2 separate regions of the Homo sapiens genome follow, and region 2 is linked to region 1. A link is an interaction called in ENCODE POLR2A ChIA-PET data of the cell type or tissue named here. Cell type or tissue: PC-9. All regions are shown on one strand.

Region 1 (8,000 bases):
TCCATTGTATTTATTTTTTATTTTTATTTTTATTTCTGAGACAGAGTCTTGGTTTATCGCCCAGGCTGGAGTGCAGTGGCTCAATCCTGGCTCACTACAACCTCCACCTCCCAGGTTCAAGCAATTCTCCTGTCTCAGCTTCCCAGTAGCTAGGATTACAGGCACCCGCCACCACGCCTGGCTAATTTTTGTGTTTTTAGTAGAGATGGGGTTTCACCATGTTAGCCAGGCTGGTCTTGAACTCTTGACCTCAGGTGATCCACCCACCTTGGCCTCCCAAAGTGCTGGGATTACAGGCATGAGCCAAACTGCCTGACCTATTTCCATTGTATTTAAATTTTGTAGTTGAGTGACTGTGGTTGCCACTCTTAGATCTGACATACAGAGAAGAGGAATGACAGGGCTCTTCAAAGATACAGGTGCTGCCCTCAGAAATCTATTTAGCAAGGCATTGGTCAAGGCTATATCTTCTGGATCCTCCCAGCTGGGATGAGTAGGTCTAAAGTCACTAATGCACTCCACCATCCCAATCTCCCTAAGCCATTTGATCCCTTCCTCTACATTAAACCAAGGGAAATCAGGCATTTTAGCACACTCACAGTGGACCATATTTTAATACATATTTCTGCTAACCAAGCAAGTAAACAATTAGAACCTTTTTTAACTCCCCAAGCTGCAACATTAAAAGCAGAGTCCTTACTTAGTGGGCCAAATCAATAAATTCAGCCTGATCCAATTCTATGTTTCTTCCACAATTATCCCATATCCTTAGTATCCATTCCACTGCCTGTTCTCCGGGTTTCTGTTTCTATAAATTAGAGAACTCAAACAGCTCCTTTCGAGTGTAGTGCACCTCCTCATGGGTCACACTCTCAACCTCACATCTAGGGGCCCACTAGGACTTTAGTCTCATTATAGGTCTTGAAGCAAACAGAGGTGTTGGGGGTAGCTCCTGAAGAGAATCAACATTATCTTGCCTGGCAGCTGCCTCAGGGGAGGCCATCGCTATTGCCTCAGGCAGTGCAGGGTTTATCTCCTTAGACAAAGGTGGAAAGGCTGATGGCAGCATGGGTCGAGGAGAGGATGCTGCTACTACTGGGGATGGGGAAGCTGTTCCTTCTGGCAAAAAACGTTCATCAGAGTTTACAAACTCAGTGTCCCCGACTTCATCAGGGTCCTCCCACAAATCCACATTCCAAGTTTCAGGGTCCCAGTCTTTTCCCATGAATGCCCTCACTTTAACAGTAGACACCTGGCAAAGCTGTACATGTATCTTTCATTGGGGGTCAGCCACTCACATGTTAAGAGCTTGTATCTGTTTTTCCACAATTTCAGTTTTCTCTACAGGAGATACGACTCTCACTCAGGGCAATCTTAGCAGATTTGAGGCTCAGTATCTGTTTCTGAAGCCAGGAGACAGAATCCCTGAGTTTATCATTTTCTTTCATCACTTTGTCCATTGAACTTAGAAGCAACCAACCAGCTTCATTATGTTCCTTGGTTCTCCACATATGGTCAAAGATATTATGTATAGAGTCACTAAACTCTTTGCCTCTCATGAGTGGTGAATCAGGTGTGCCAAATGCATTTATTTTGTATAACTCTCTAAACAGTTCACACCAAGGACTATCAGTGTTCTCCATACTATTAGAAGTAGAGTCCTTAGCATTTTTGGGTCTAATCATATTAAGCAGCCAAATCCAGAAACCCCAAAAATGAAAGAACTCCATCCTTAACATTCTGTTCCTCTAGAACCACTCCTGGTACCAAAATCTGTATTAGTCAGGGTTCTCTAGAGGGACAGAATAGAAGATACACACACACACACACACACACACACACACACACACACACACACACACGGGAGTTTATTAAGTATTAACTCACACGATTACAAGGAATCACAATAGGCTGTCTGCAAGCAGAGGAGCAAGGAGAGACAGTCCGAGCCCCCACAAATGAAGAACTTGGAGTCCAATGTTCGTGGGCAGGAAGCAACCAGCATGGAAGAAAGATGTAGGCTGGGAGGCTATCCTTTTCACGTTTTTCTGCCTGCTTTACATTCGTTGGCAGCTGATTATATTGGGCCCACCAGGTTAAGGGTGAATCTGCCTTCCTCAGTCCACTGACTCAAATGTTAGTATCTTTTGACAACACCCTCACAGCCACACCCAAGATCAATACTTTGTATCCTTCGATCCAATCAAGTTAACACTCAGTACTAACCATTATACCATTCATCCATTGATGGAAAAGCAGTTGATTTCAACCTGATTTGGGGTATCTAATTATTAGGGTACTTGATATAATAAATTTTTAAATGTATCAGGAAGCTAAAGAACGAGTCATGAATAAACAAAAAATATTCATTATACCATATGGATACCATAGCATATTTCATCCATTCTAAAATGTGGATGAAATATGGGGAAAAAGTAGGGGAACCTCTACTTCTCAACTTAACATCTGAAACTGGGATCAGTTGTATAACACTTGTTAGTAATTGCCTCTGCATGTGCATCATAACTTGCAGAATGGCCGTCGCCCACTTGGCAGAAATTTCTTGAGTCCATAACAGAATGCCCTTAAGAAATACCTCATCACCAACATTCTTGATGGTCAGATGTTGATATTTGTTAAGGTCTTTAAAGAGTCTGAGATTTTACCCTCCTCGCAAGCTAACAAGCTACCTGTTAAATTGTGTGGATCTAAGCATGGGGTGGATGCTGGCAGAAAACATGAGACTCCAGGGGTTAGAGAAAAAAGGCTGCATTTTTCAAGTCAAAAGCAATAGGCAGAATGTTCAGGTGATGTTCATGAGGTTTCCCAAGCCTCCCAATTCCCACAGGGACAACACAGGTGGCCTAGATGGACAAATTGGGTTGTGTTACAGGAGAAAAAAGTTGAGCTGGGAGATTTATCATTTTTACAGTGAGTGGCAAATAGGCTGGCTCACTGTTGGGACATTACCTCAGCAAACACCACCCTAAGAAATAGCTAAGGAAGGAGTGGTCAGGGCCTTGCATTCTTGGCATACCCTGCAAGGGCGTGGGGCACTCAAGGTCATGGTGTAGTCTTTCCCATCAATATTGTGTTAGAAAACAGACATCAGTATCTGAATTCAAAAATGGTTTAGAAGAATTAGTCTATCAATATAAAATTATTTTTAATATACCTTAACTAATTTATTTAGTTTCTGTTTTCTTTTTATGAATGTACAACAATAATATGATAAAAATCTATCTTAATAATCTAAAGAACTCTTTCAATAAATGTAAAATAAAAATTCTTTTTTTTTTTTTTTTTTTGAGATGGAGTCTCACTCTGTTGCCAGGCTGGAGTGCAGTGGCACGATTTTGGCTCACTGCAACCTCTGCCTCTCAGGTTCAAGCGATTCTCCCGACTCAGCCTCCTGAGTAGCTGGGACTATAGGCACTTGCCACCACGCCCAGCTAATTTTTTGTATTTTTTGTAGAGACGGGGTTTCACCAGGTTGGCCAGGATGGTCTCCATCTCTTGACTTCGTGATCCACCCGCCTCGGCCTCCCAAAGTGCTGGGATTACAGGCGTGAGCCACCGCGCCCGGCCAAAATAAAAATTCTAAATGACGAGAATGAGAATTCATTGTCAGTTTAAGTTTAATTGGCAACATTTTTTCTTTCTTTTCTTTTCTTTTCTTTTCTTTTTTTTTTTTTTTGAGATGGAGTCTCACTCTGTCACCCAGGGTGGAGTGCAGTGGCACAATCTTGACTCACTGCAACCTCTGCCTCCCACGTTCAAGCGATTCTCCTGTCTCAGCCTCCGGAGTAGCTGGGACTACAGGCGCCCACTACCACGCCCGGCTAATTTTTGTATTTTTAGTAAAGGCGGGGTTTCACCATGTTGGTCCGACTGGTCTCAAACTCCTGAACTCATGATCCGTCTGCCTCAGCCTCCCAAGGTTCTGGGATTACAGGCGTGAGCCACCGTGCCCGGCCTACATTTTTTCTTTCTTGGTAATTCATAAACTGATGGTGTCTTAAACTGATGATGTCTTGCAATTGATGACATTTGAGACTAGATTAAATATTTAATGTTTCTCATTATTATGTATGCGATTTATCTCACTGTAATTTCTAATTTTTATTGTTGGAATGTGGCAATACAGTTTAGTCAATTTACCTTGCAGTTTTGCTAGTTCTCTTATTCTATTATTTTATCAAATTGTTTTTGGTAGTTCACTTGGTTTTTCAAAATATGCAATCATGTTGCCTTCATATGGAAATATTGTTTACATTTTTACTTGACCAGCCTGGGTAACGTGGTGAAACCCCATCTTAAATACAAAAAAAAAAAAAAAAAAATTAACCAGACATGGTGGCATGTGCCTGTAGTGCCAGCTACTCAGGAAGCTGAGGTGAGAGGATCACTTGAGCCTGGGAGGTTGAGGCTACAATAAGCCCTGATTGCACCACTGCACTCCAGCCTGGGTGACAGAGTGAGACACTGTCTCAAAACAAACAAACAAACAAACAAACAAACAAACAAATACCAGCATCTGCATTATTGTGTTCACTGGAAATGGTGTGGTTGTATAGACTCTAGCCCTTTCTCTTCAGTATATGAATTAACAGAACAAATACACTGGCAAAAATAGTAACTGTGATAAAATGTGAAAACAATGTATAATTTGATTTGCAAAATTCTATAACTTGTAAAAGATGGTGTTGCCATAGTCTGGATATTAAATCTTGTTTTTAAACACATGGAATTTAGGAATTAATGTGAATTTAAATCACTCCCTATAAGTGATATAATCATATAATTATGTCCTTTTGTCTCCATTTAGGTGACCTAGTACATTAATAATTTTAAAATTATATCAAATTATCTTTCATTATACAATATGTATCTTAATCTGCTCAGCAAACAATTGGTAAGTCTCCAATTACTTGTAGACTACTTGTTAGACTGGGAAACTGATACAAAGGTAAACAAGACACAGTGTTTCCCCTTTAAAAAAAAAGTCATAGGCCAGGTGTGGTGGGTCCCCTCTGTAATCCCAACACTTTGGGAGGCCGAGGCAGGTGGATCAGGAGGTCAGTGGCCGGTTCCTGCCTTAACTGATGACATTACCTTGTGACATTCCTTCTCCTGGACAATGAATATCAGAAGCTCCCCACCGAGCACCTTGTAACCCCCGCCCCTGCCAGCAAGAGAACAACCCCCTTTAACTGTAATTTTCCACTACCTACCCAAATCCTATAAAACTGCCTCACCCTTGTCTATCTCCCTTTGCTGACTCCTTTTTTGGACTCAGTCCGCCTGCACCCAGGCGATTAAAAAGCTTTATTGCTCACACAAAGCCTGTTTGATGGTCTCTCTCCACATGGACGTGTGTGACAGGAGTTCAAAACCAGCCTAGCCAACATGTTGAAATCCCATTGCTACTAAAAATACAAAAATTAGCCAGGCATGGTGGTGGGCACCTGTAATCCCAGCTACTCAGGAGGCTGAGACAGGAGAATTGCTTGAACCTGGGAGGCAGAGGTTGCAGTGAGCCAAGATCATGCCACTGCACTCCAGGCTGGGCAACAAAGAGTGAAACTCAGTCTCAAAAAAAAAAAAAAAGTTGTATGTTTAAATGCTTGAGCATTTAAATATTAGACATTAAGTGATTCATAATAATTCAGTCAAATAGTGTTTAGTTTTTTATTTCTACATTTTAATAGTAAAATGTATATGTACAGAAGTATATATAAAATATGTATGTAAAGTTAATAAAATATGGAGTAAACATCATGAAAATACCACCGAGGTCAAGAAAGAGAAGATTGCTAGCTTTCTCTTTCTCAGAGAAGATTGCTAGCTTGTCGTGCTCCTTGGAGGTAAGCATTTAGACTTTTTTTTTTTTTTTTGACACAATCTCACTCTGTCACCAAGGCTGGAATGCAGTGGTGTCATCATAGCTCATTGCAGCCTTGACCTCCCTGGCTCAAGTGATCCTCCCACCTCAGCCTCCCAAGTTGCTGGGATACCACCAGGTGGCTAATTTTTTTTTTTTTTAAATAAAGGTAGGGCCCAGGCTATGTTGCCCAGGCTAGTCTCAAACTGCTAGGCTCAAGTGAGCCTCCTGCTGTGGCCTCCCAAATTGCTGGGATTACAGACATGAGCCACTGTACCTGGCCCATTAGACCAAATTTTATGATATCTTTTGTTTCTCTATGGTTTTTGCCAATTATGTATACATATCTAAACAATATGGGGCAGGGTTATTATTATTATTTTTGCTCTGTTTGAAATGTGAGTAAATGGAGTCGTAGTGCAGATACTCTTTTTGTTACTTAATTATTTCACTTAACATATTGTTGCTTATCATGCCATGGTTGTCCATTGCATGAATACACCACAGTTTATTATTTATTCATCTAATTATGGAAATTTTTATTGTTTCCAGTTTGGGGCTAGTATGAGTGAAGCTGCTCTGAACGTTATTGTGCAAGTTTTTCTGTGGACGTAGGTTTTTATTTCTCTTGAGTAACTATCGAGGAGCAAATCACTAGGGATTTCTGAGTTACATGAATACATGGTTAACTTTAAAAGAAACTGCCAAACCGTTTTTTTTCCTTTTTTTTTTTTTTTGAGATGGAGTTCCACTCTTGTTGCCCAAGCTGGAGTGCAATGGCGTGATCTCAGCTCACTGCAATTTCCACCTTCCTGGTTCAAGCGATTCTCCTGCCTCAGCCTCCCAAGTAGCTGGGATTACAGGCACACACCACCACTCCTGGCTAATTTTTTTTATATTATTAGTAAAGACAGGGTTTCATCATGTTGACCAGGCTGGTCTTGAACTCCTGACCACAGGTGATCCGCCCACTTCGACCTCCTGAAGTGCTGGGATTACAGGCGTGAGCCACTGTGTCAGACCTAAACCGTTTTCCAAATTGGCTGTACTATTATTTTGTATTCAAACTAACAACATATGAGTTCCAGTTACTCCACATCCTTGCCAATGCTAGAAATGGCCAATCTTTTTAATTTGAGTAACTTGTGGATGTGTAGTCACACATCTTATTATACTTTCAATTTGCCTTTCTCTACTGAGTAACAATGTTGACCATTTTCTCAGTGCTTATTGCCATCCATGTATCTTCTTGGACAAAGTAGCCAAATCTTTTGCCCATTTTTTTTTGGAAGGGTAGGGGCTGTCTCCTTATTGAATTGTGAGATTATTATAAATATATTATGTATTATTATTATTTTTGAGACTGAGTCTAGCTCTTTTGCCCAGGCTGGAGTGCAGTGGAGTGATCTCCACTCACTGCAGCGATTCTCCTGCCTCAGCCTCCTGAGTAGCTGGGACTACAGGCGCCCACCACCGCGCCCAGCCAATTTTTGTATTCTTAGTAGAGACAGGGTTTCACCATGTTGGCCGGGCTGTGCTTGGACTCCTGACCTCAAGTGATCTGCCCACCTCAGCCTTCCAAAGTGCTGAAATTATAGATGTGAACCACAGTGCCCGGCCAGTATTATATATATTTTAGATACAACTACTTTATATCTATAGTTTGTAAATATTTTATTCCAGTTTGTAGTTTGCCTTTTCAGTTTCTTTCGAAGAGCGGATGTTTTTCATTTTGACAAAATCCAATTTAGCAACTTTTTCCTGATTAAAGTTTTTGTGTTCTGAGAAATCTGCCTGGCTGGGTGCAGTGGCTCATGCCTGTAATCCCAGCACTTTGGGAGGCCGAGGTGGGTGGATCATCTGAGGTCAGGGGTTCGAGACCAGCCTGGTCAACATGGTGAAACCCTGTCTCTACTAATAATACAAAAAAATTAGCCGTGCATGGTGGCGCATGCCTGTAATCCCAGCTACTCGGGAGGCTGAAGCAGGAGAATCGCTTGAACCCAGAAGGTGGAGGTTGCAGTGAGCTGAGACCACGCCACTGCTCTCCATTCTGGGTGATAGATCGAGACTCTGTCTCCAAAAAAAAAAAAAAGAAAGAAAGAAAGAAGGCTAG
Region 2 (8,000 bases), 350 kb before region 1:
AACTAATATCCAAATTTTTGATCTTTAAATGTTACAACTGCAGTAAGCATGGAATATTATTGAAATAAATTTAAATATAACTGTTTAATAAATTATTAATTATGGATGATTAATAAAATGTTTAGTGTGTTACTGAATGTTTCTTGAGAAAATTTTATATCAGTTTAAATAGTTTTGTAGCTTGTCAGCATTACAGAATTTTTTATTTTTTTATTGTGTCATTAAGTGTAGTGGTTAAGAACATAGGCCTGGAGTAAGATTTGAATTCATATTCTGATTGTGGTCTTTATTAGCTGTGTGAACTTAGGCAAATTACTGTAACCTCTTTGAAAAGGCTTCCATTTCTATAATAGTTTGCCAGCTGGTTTGGTCAGGAACACTGTATTGTCTTGTGTATAGGTGTATCCACAATGTCTGGTACCTTGTAGGTACTCACTAAATTTTTAATGAAATGAATGATAACTGCTTTGGATGATTGCCATGAAAATTAAATGATGATATGAATGTAAAGCAGCTAGTAATGTACATAGCTGACACTAACTGCTGTTATTATCAACAGTGACAGAAAATCTCCAGTCTAGCTAATACAAGAAATAGATTTTTCCTCAGACTCTCATCTCACATTCCCTTTTAAGATTTCCTTGTCCTATCCCCACCCCAGACGTTTCCATTTTGCTTTTATTTTCTATAATAATTCCTGGGGGCCTCTATTAAAGGCCTTTTTCTTTGACTACTTACATCCATTATACCAGTATCTTTGTCAGTAAAATTTTATATATCTTTTATTCTGTCATCAGGTTAAGAAACAATAATTGTATTTTTAAAGGAAAATATTTTACGATGCTACTAAGCAGTTACTTTGTCCACTTATGCAGGTATTTCATAAGTATGAAGTAGGGAGGTCAATATCTGTCTGACAGGAATCTGCTGAAGATTAATGTTATCTAGCAGAATGCTTGGCATATAGAAGGTACTCAAATAAGTGATGCTATCTATTAATAGCATTGATAGTAATACTTTAAAACACTCTTTTCTAGTATATCATATCTCCAAATTTAATATTTATTGTCTTTTACACTTATTTTACATACATTAATTCATTACTTTTTTTTTTTTTGAGATGGATTTTCACTCTTGTTGCCCAGGCTGGTGTGCAATGGCGTGATCTCGGCGCACTGCAACCTCCGCCTCCTGGGTTCAAGTGATTCTCCTGCTTTTGCCTCCTGAGTAGCTGGGATTACAGGCATGTACCACCACACCGGCTAATTTTGTATTTTAGTAGAGACGGGGTTTCACCATGTTTGCCAGGTTGGTCTCGAACTCCCGACCTCAGGTGATCCATCCACCTCGGCCTCCCAAAGTTCTGGTATTAAAGGCATGAGCCACCGCGCCCAGCCAGTTCATTAATTTTTAAAATAACTCTGAGGTAGGCACTATTATCCTCACTTTATATTTGAGGAAACCCTCAAAGAGACTAAGTAAATAACTTAAAGTCTTTCAACTAGTACGTGGCAGAATTATAATTAAAAACCTGTTTTTGCCACTATTGCATATTGTTAGAAGGCTGTTTCTTCTTGAGGCTGAGCTAAGAGAACATATATCCATCCTACGTAACTTACAGTTCCCATTGTCTGTTCATTTGCCTATATTCTACTCACATTTCCTGCTTTCCATTCTTACTTATTTCTGTCCAACTAGACCAAGAACATAATATTCTATACCCTGTCTCCCAAACTTCTAAGTCATGGATTTGTTTTAACCTCCTGCTATGCTCATTTAGCTAGGTATCATTTATGAATATTTTCTTCTCATTTTCGTACCCATTCTCAAGTCTAATTCATTGATGACTCAGTCACGTCAGTAGTTTCTCCATTACCATGGCAATACCTTCCTGAATATGAGAATAAACATATATCCTGACTTAATTCCTTTGGCTCACTCTGTGAATTCTTTACCACTTTTGAACACTGTAAATGTACCTTTGAGAACTTCTTTGTTGCCAGTTTGATTTAAAAACAAAACAAAAAAATGTTACTGACTGTTCCAGTTATCTGTTGCTGTGTAACAAACTACTCCCCATACTTAGTGTGGTTTTAAAATAACAGCCATTTTCCTATGTCTCACGATTTTGTGGGTCAGGAATTTAGGCAGGGCTTGGCTTTGTTCATGTGGTGGTGATGGAGGTTACTTGGAGGTATTCAGCTGGTAGATGGGCTGGCCAGAATAGTTCCAGATGGCTTTACCCATATAAGTGCCGCCTTGGTAGAGACAGCCAAAAGGCTCGATTCAGCGGAGACATCATGTGTAGCATCTGCATACAGCATCATCAGCATGGCTTTTTCATGGTCATGTGATATTTAACATAGTGGATCAGGGTTTCCAAAAAGTATTGTCAACATGCTTATTTGAAAGCTGTAAGATTTCTTATCACCTAGCCCCTTTCTGCTGCATTTTATTCACCATGCATGTCACAAAGGTCAGCCCAGATTCAAAGGAGAGGAATTAGCCATTACCTCAATATGAGGACTAGCAAATAATTTGTGGTTTTTATTTTTTATTTTTGTGGGTACATAGTAAGTATATATATTTATGGGGTATGTGAGATATTTTGGTATAGGCATGCCATGAGTACTAATCATGTGGTTTTTAATCTGCCACATTGAATTAAACCAATTATTTTAGATTGTGTAAATTCAAGTTGAAAAAAATTGGTAATAGGGCAAATGGTTTCATGTATTTTTTTACCGGGAACAAATTTAAACAGTTATTAGAATCAGAGCACCTATAATGGGAGTCAATTTTTCCTGAAGCTGAACCAAAATGTTTATTGGTTTGATTTGAAAGGAGAAGTTGGTTTTGTTGACGTTAGAACTATAAACACTTTTTCCTATAAATATGTATATTCTCCCTCTAATATTTGCTTTATGATTAACAGTGTACTATCATCTGCTTTTGTATCACGACTTGAGTTCAAGAGTTGTAGGTGTATGAGATCTGAGAAAAGAAAGAATCCTCCACTCCATTTCATTTAATGTTATATTCTCACCAATTTATATAACACTTACATATTATAAGTATTGTTTTCTCAAGGAGGATACAGGCATATTTTACTGAGAGGAGAAAAGAATATCAAGGCGGATTTTTGGTTTAAAATGTTATTCATATTCTAAACTTGTAGATCATTATAAGGATTTTGCCTTTGCTCTGAAAAAGTCATTGAAGGATTTCAAAAAGAGTGACATGATCCAACCTGTATTTTAATAGAATCTCTGATTGCTATGTTTAACTGCCAAGGAGTGCAAGAGTGAAAAAGACCAATTAAGAGTCTGGGAAGGGAGCATGGTGGCTTGGAAATGGTCGAATTTTGGATATATTTTGAAGGTAGAGACTCACGATCCAAAAGTTGTGTAAAAAAGATAGGAGTCAAGGATAATAAGATTTTTGGCCAAAGGAACTGGACAAATGAGTTGTCTTTAATCAAAATTAGGAGTATTGTAGAAGAAGCACGAAGAACAGTATAAGGAATTTATTTTGGAAGTAAGTTTGAGATGGTTGTTAGACATCCAAATGGAGATATCAAATAGGCAGTTGGATATACCAGTCTGGAGTTCAGGAGAGAGGTCCAGGCTGGAGTCTTTAATATATATAGTGTTTAAAATCCTTGAGACATGGAAATCACCAAGGGAGAATAAAGTGGTAAAGGAGACGGGTTTCGCCATGTTGGCCAGGCTAGTCTCAAAATCCTGGCCTCAGGTGATCCACCTGCCTCAGCCTCCCGAAGTAGATTACAGCCATGAGCCACCATGCCCGGCTGCAGTGATTTTTTTTTTTTAAATTTTCTACCACTTTCTTTCAATAAAACCATACTCGATGCACAAAAAGAGCAGGAAAGTCAGGAGACTGGGAAGCTTTGCAACTAACTTTGAATGTGTGGTCTTGAACACGTAATTTCATCTTTTTCTTATCTGTAAAACGAAGAGATTGGACTAGATTATTTGTAAGATGCCTTCCTACTTTAATATATCAGTGAATCTTTTCAAAACAGGGTAATTATATTGAATGTAACTGTCATCCTAGGGTAAGTGAAGTAGTCTTTAACTACATGCAGGTGACAGTTTGTAAGCTTGCTTAAAAACATGATTGCTTTGCCTATTCTTCTCAAGAAATTTTAGTCAAGTGCAAGTTAGAGCTAATTAATACAACCAAATCACAGTGTTTGTTTTTGCATTCCCAGAAATTGTTAGTACTGTATATGATCAGTATGTACAATAAATGTTTTTACTAACTAAAAAAATTTCTTAAGGAAAAATATATTGACCTAAGGAGAAATGTTTAGAGCTAGATAAAGGAGATTAATATCTCTAGATGCAATTTTACTTTACAACGTTATTGAGGTATGATCCGCTTAATATAAAGTTCACCTGTTTAAGTATACAATTTAATGGTTTCTAGTTTTAGAACCTTTTCATCAGTCCCCAAATTTTCCTCAAGCCTATTTGCAGTGAGTTCCCAACTCCCACAGCCCTCTCCAGTCCTGGCAACTACTGATCTGCTCTTTGTTTCTATAAATTTTTCTGGACATTTCATCTAAAAAGAATTATATGTAGTATTTTGCATCTGGCTTCTTTCACTTTGCATGTTTTGAGGTTCATTTATGACATAACGTATCAGTATTTTGTTCTTTTTTATTGCTGAATGGTAGTTCATTGTATTATGATATTTTGTTTGTCTATACACTAGTTGGTAGATACTTATATAATTTCCAGTTTTTTACTTTTATGAGTAATACTTTTTTGAGCATTCATGGAGAAATCTTTGTGTAGACATACGTTTTTATTTATCTTGGATACATTCCTAAGAATGGAATTGCTGGGTCATATGATAATTAACTTTTTAAGAAACAGCCAAACTGTATTCCAGTGTGGCTGTATCATTTTACATTTCTACCAGCAGTGTGTAAGGGTTCAAGTTTCTCTACATCTTCACCAACAGTTAATAGTGTCTTTTTTTATAACATTATGACAGTTTAATGGATGTGTCATGGTATCATTGTGGTTTCAGTGAGAATATACCTAATGACTAATGATACTGAGCACTTTTTTTTATATGTTTATAAGCCATTCACATGTGTTCTTTGGTGAAGTGATATTGAGCACTTTTTTTTGTATATTTATAAGCCATTCATATGTGTTCTTTGGTGAAGTGTCTTAAGTAAGTTCTTTGCCCATTTTCAAAGTTGTGTTATCTTCTTGTTCACTAGTGAGAGTTCATTTAAATTCTGAATACAAGAGCTTCATCAGATTTGTGATTTGGCAATATTTTCTCCCAGTCTATGGCTTGTCTTTTCATTTTCTTATTGATATCATTTGAACTATGAAAATTGTTAACTTTAATGAAATCCAGTTTATCAGTTTTATCTTTTATGGCTCATGTTTTTGTTATCTAAGAACTCTGCCTTGTTTTTGTCATCTAAGAACTCTGCCTGACCTAAGGTCACAGATGTTTTCTCCTATATTTTCCTTTAGATGGTTTATAGTTTAAGCTCATACATTTAGGTATTTGATCCATTTGAATTAATTTTTGTGTATGGTATAAGTTAATGGTCTGTTTTTAAATTTATTTTTGCATGTAAATGTCCAGTTATCTAAAAATCATTTGTTGACAAGACTGTCTTTTATTCCATTGAATTTTGTGGGCATCTTTGTGAAAAATCTAACATAAATACAAAGATTTATTTCTGGACTCTAGATTCTCTTCATTGATCAATCCGTATACCTGTCCTTATATTAATAGCACACAATCTTGATTACTGTAGCTTCATAGTAAGTTTTGAAATTGGGTAGTATAAGTTCTCCAACTTTTTTCTTCACTAAATTATTTTGGCTATTCTAGATCCTTTGTATTTTCCTATAAAGTTAGGATCAGCTTATTTCTATGGAAAAAAAACAGCTGGGATTTTGAAAAAGATTATGTTGAATCTATAGATCAATTTGAAGAGAATTACCATATTAACAATTTTGAGTCTTCTAATTTATGAGCATGGAATGTTTTAGATCTTTTTGGCTCAGCAGTGTCTTATAACAGTGTGCAAATACAAATCTTATACTGATTTTTAAAAATTTATTCCCAAATATTCTTCATGGTCCTAGTTTGAATGGAATTGTTTTCTTAATTTCATTTTTGCATTTTTGCTAGAATATAGAAATACAACTGATTTTTGTATGTTGATTTTCTATCTTGTGATCTAGCTGAGCTTTTTTTTGATTCTAGTTGTTCGTTGGTGGTTTCTTAGGATTTTCTACATACTGGACAGTGTCATCTGATAATGCAGTTTCATTTCTTCCTGTCTAATCTGAATGCATTTAATATCTTTTTAAGTTTTTTTCTTAAAATGTGTTACTTTTTGGTGTTTTGCTGTACTAACTAAAACCTACAGGACAATATTCAGTGGAAGGAATAAGAACAGGCATTTTTGTTTTTCTCCTGATAGGGAAGTTAGCTGTAGAATTTTCATAGATGCTCTTTATTAGGTTGAAGAAGAGCCTTTTTATTTCTAATTTTTGAGAGTTTTAAAAAATAGTGGTTGTTGGATTTTGTCAAGTGTTTTTCTGTGTCTTTCAAAATGGTCATGTAGCTTTAGTTGCTATTTCTATTAATAAGATGTTTTACATTAATTTATTTTTAGATGGTTAACCACCCTTGCATTCACAGGATAAATCCCATTTGGTCATAATGTGTAGTCATTTTTATATGTTGATGAATTTGGTTTGCCAGTTTTTAAAAAATAATTTTTGTATGTGTGTTCATGAGGGATATTGGTCTGTAGTTTTCTTGCATTGTCTCTGTCTGGCTTTGGTGATACCAGACTCAGCTGGGAAATATTCTCTAGTTTATAAAACAGTTTATAAAAGTTTGCTATTCTTTCTTATATATTTCATAAAAATCATTGGTGAGATCGTCTGTGCCTAGGCTTTCTTAGTGTGAAGATTTTTAATAAGTAGTTCAGTTTTCTTATTTGTTAGGGATCTATTCAGAGTTTCTATTTCTTGTTGAGTCTGTTCTGGTAATTTGTCTTTTGAAGAATTTCCTTTTTTTTTAATATAAGTTGTGTAATTTGTTGGCTTAAAGTTAATATTCCCTTTTAATTCTTTCTTTTTTTATTTTTTTGAAAAGGAGTCTCACTCTGTCACCCAGGCTGGAGTGCAGTGGTGTGATCTCGGCTCACTGCAGCCTCTGCCTCCTAGGCTCAAGTGATCTTCCCACCTAACCCTCCTGAGAAACTAAGACCACAGGTGCATGCCACCATGCCTGGCTAATTTTTGTATTTTCTATAGAGACGAGGTTTTTCCTTGTTGCCCAGGTTGCTCTCGAACTCCTGGACTCAAATGATCTGCCCACCTTGGCCTGGAAAGTGCTGGGATTATAGGCATGAGCCATCACACCGGGCCTTCCCTTTTAATTTCTAAAGTATTGGTAGTGATTTCCTCTCCTTCATTTCTGATTTTGGTAATTTGTGTCTGTTCTCTCTTACTTTCCTGATCATTCTATTTAAGACATTGTCAATTTTGTTGATTATTTTTTAAGAACTAATTTTTGAATTCATTCGTATGTCTCTGGTTTTTTTTTTTTTTGTTTATTTTTACTTTTATCTTTATTTTTTTCTTCTTCCTGTTTTTGATTTTGTTTACACTTTTTCTAGTTTCTTAAGGTATGGAAGCATAAATACTGATTCGAGGCTGTTCTTTCTAATATGGGCATTTAAAGCTATAAATATTCCTATAAAACTGCTTTAGCTGTATCCCATGAAGTTTAATATGTTGTGATTTCATTTTCATGCAGTTTTAAGTATTTAATTTCTCTCATGATTTCTTCTTTGACCCATTGATTTTCTCAGATTTCTTTCGGTTATGGGTTTTAATTTTATTCTTTTGTTGTCAGGGAACACCCTTTATATGATTTGTTGTAAATTTAATGAGATTTATTTCATGGTCCAGCATGTG

What was found. Peaks named below come from ENCODE experiments on the same cell type or tissue, not always from the same donor. Only the 100,000 strongest peaks of a DNase experiment are listed, where the experiment ranks them.
Region 2: POLR2A ChIA-PET joins it to region 1 with 6 read pairs; 1 of 35 experiments calls an interaction of 5 or more read pairs at or near these places.

Annotation. Positions count from the first base shown.
Region 1 is chr5:37,269,755-37,277,754 of GRCh38, forward strand. No RefSeq gene overlaps it. Among named protein-coding and RNA genes, the nearest start is that of CPLANE1, 24 kb to the left of the region's middle. In PC-9, no CTCF peak of the experiment used is centred here; a DNase peak (open chromatin) is centred at 3,007; H3K27ac peaks cover 1,926 bases.
Region 2 is chr5:36,924,169-36,932,168 of GRCh38, forward strand. All of the region lies in intron 1 of NIPBL (NIPBL cohesin loading factor), which reads left to right. Among named protein-coding and RNA genes, the nearest start is that of NIPBL, 51 kb to the left of the region's middle. In PC-9, no CTCF peak of the experiment used is centred here; a DNase peak (open chromatin) is centred at 4,953; H3K27ac peaks cover 2,273 bases.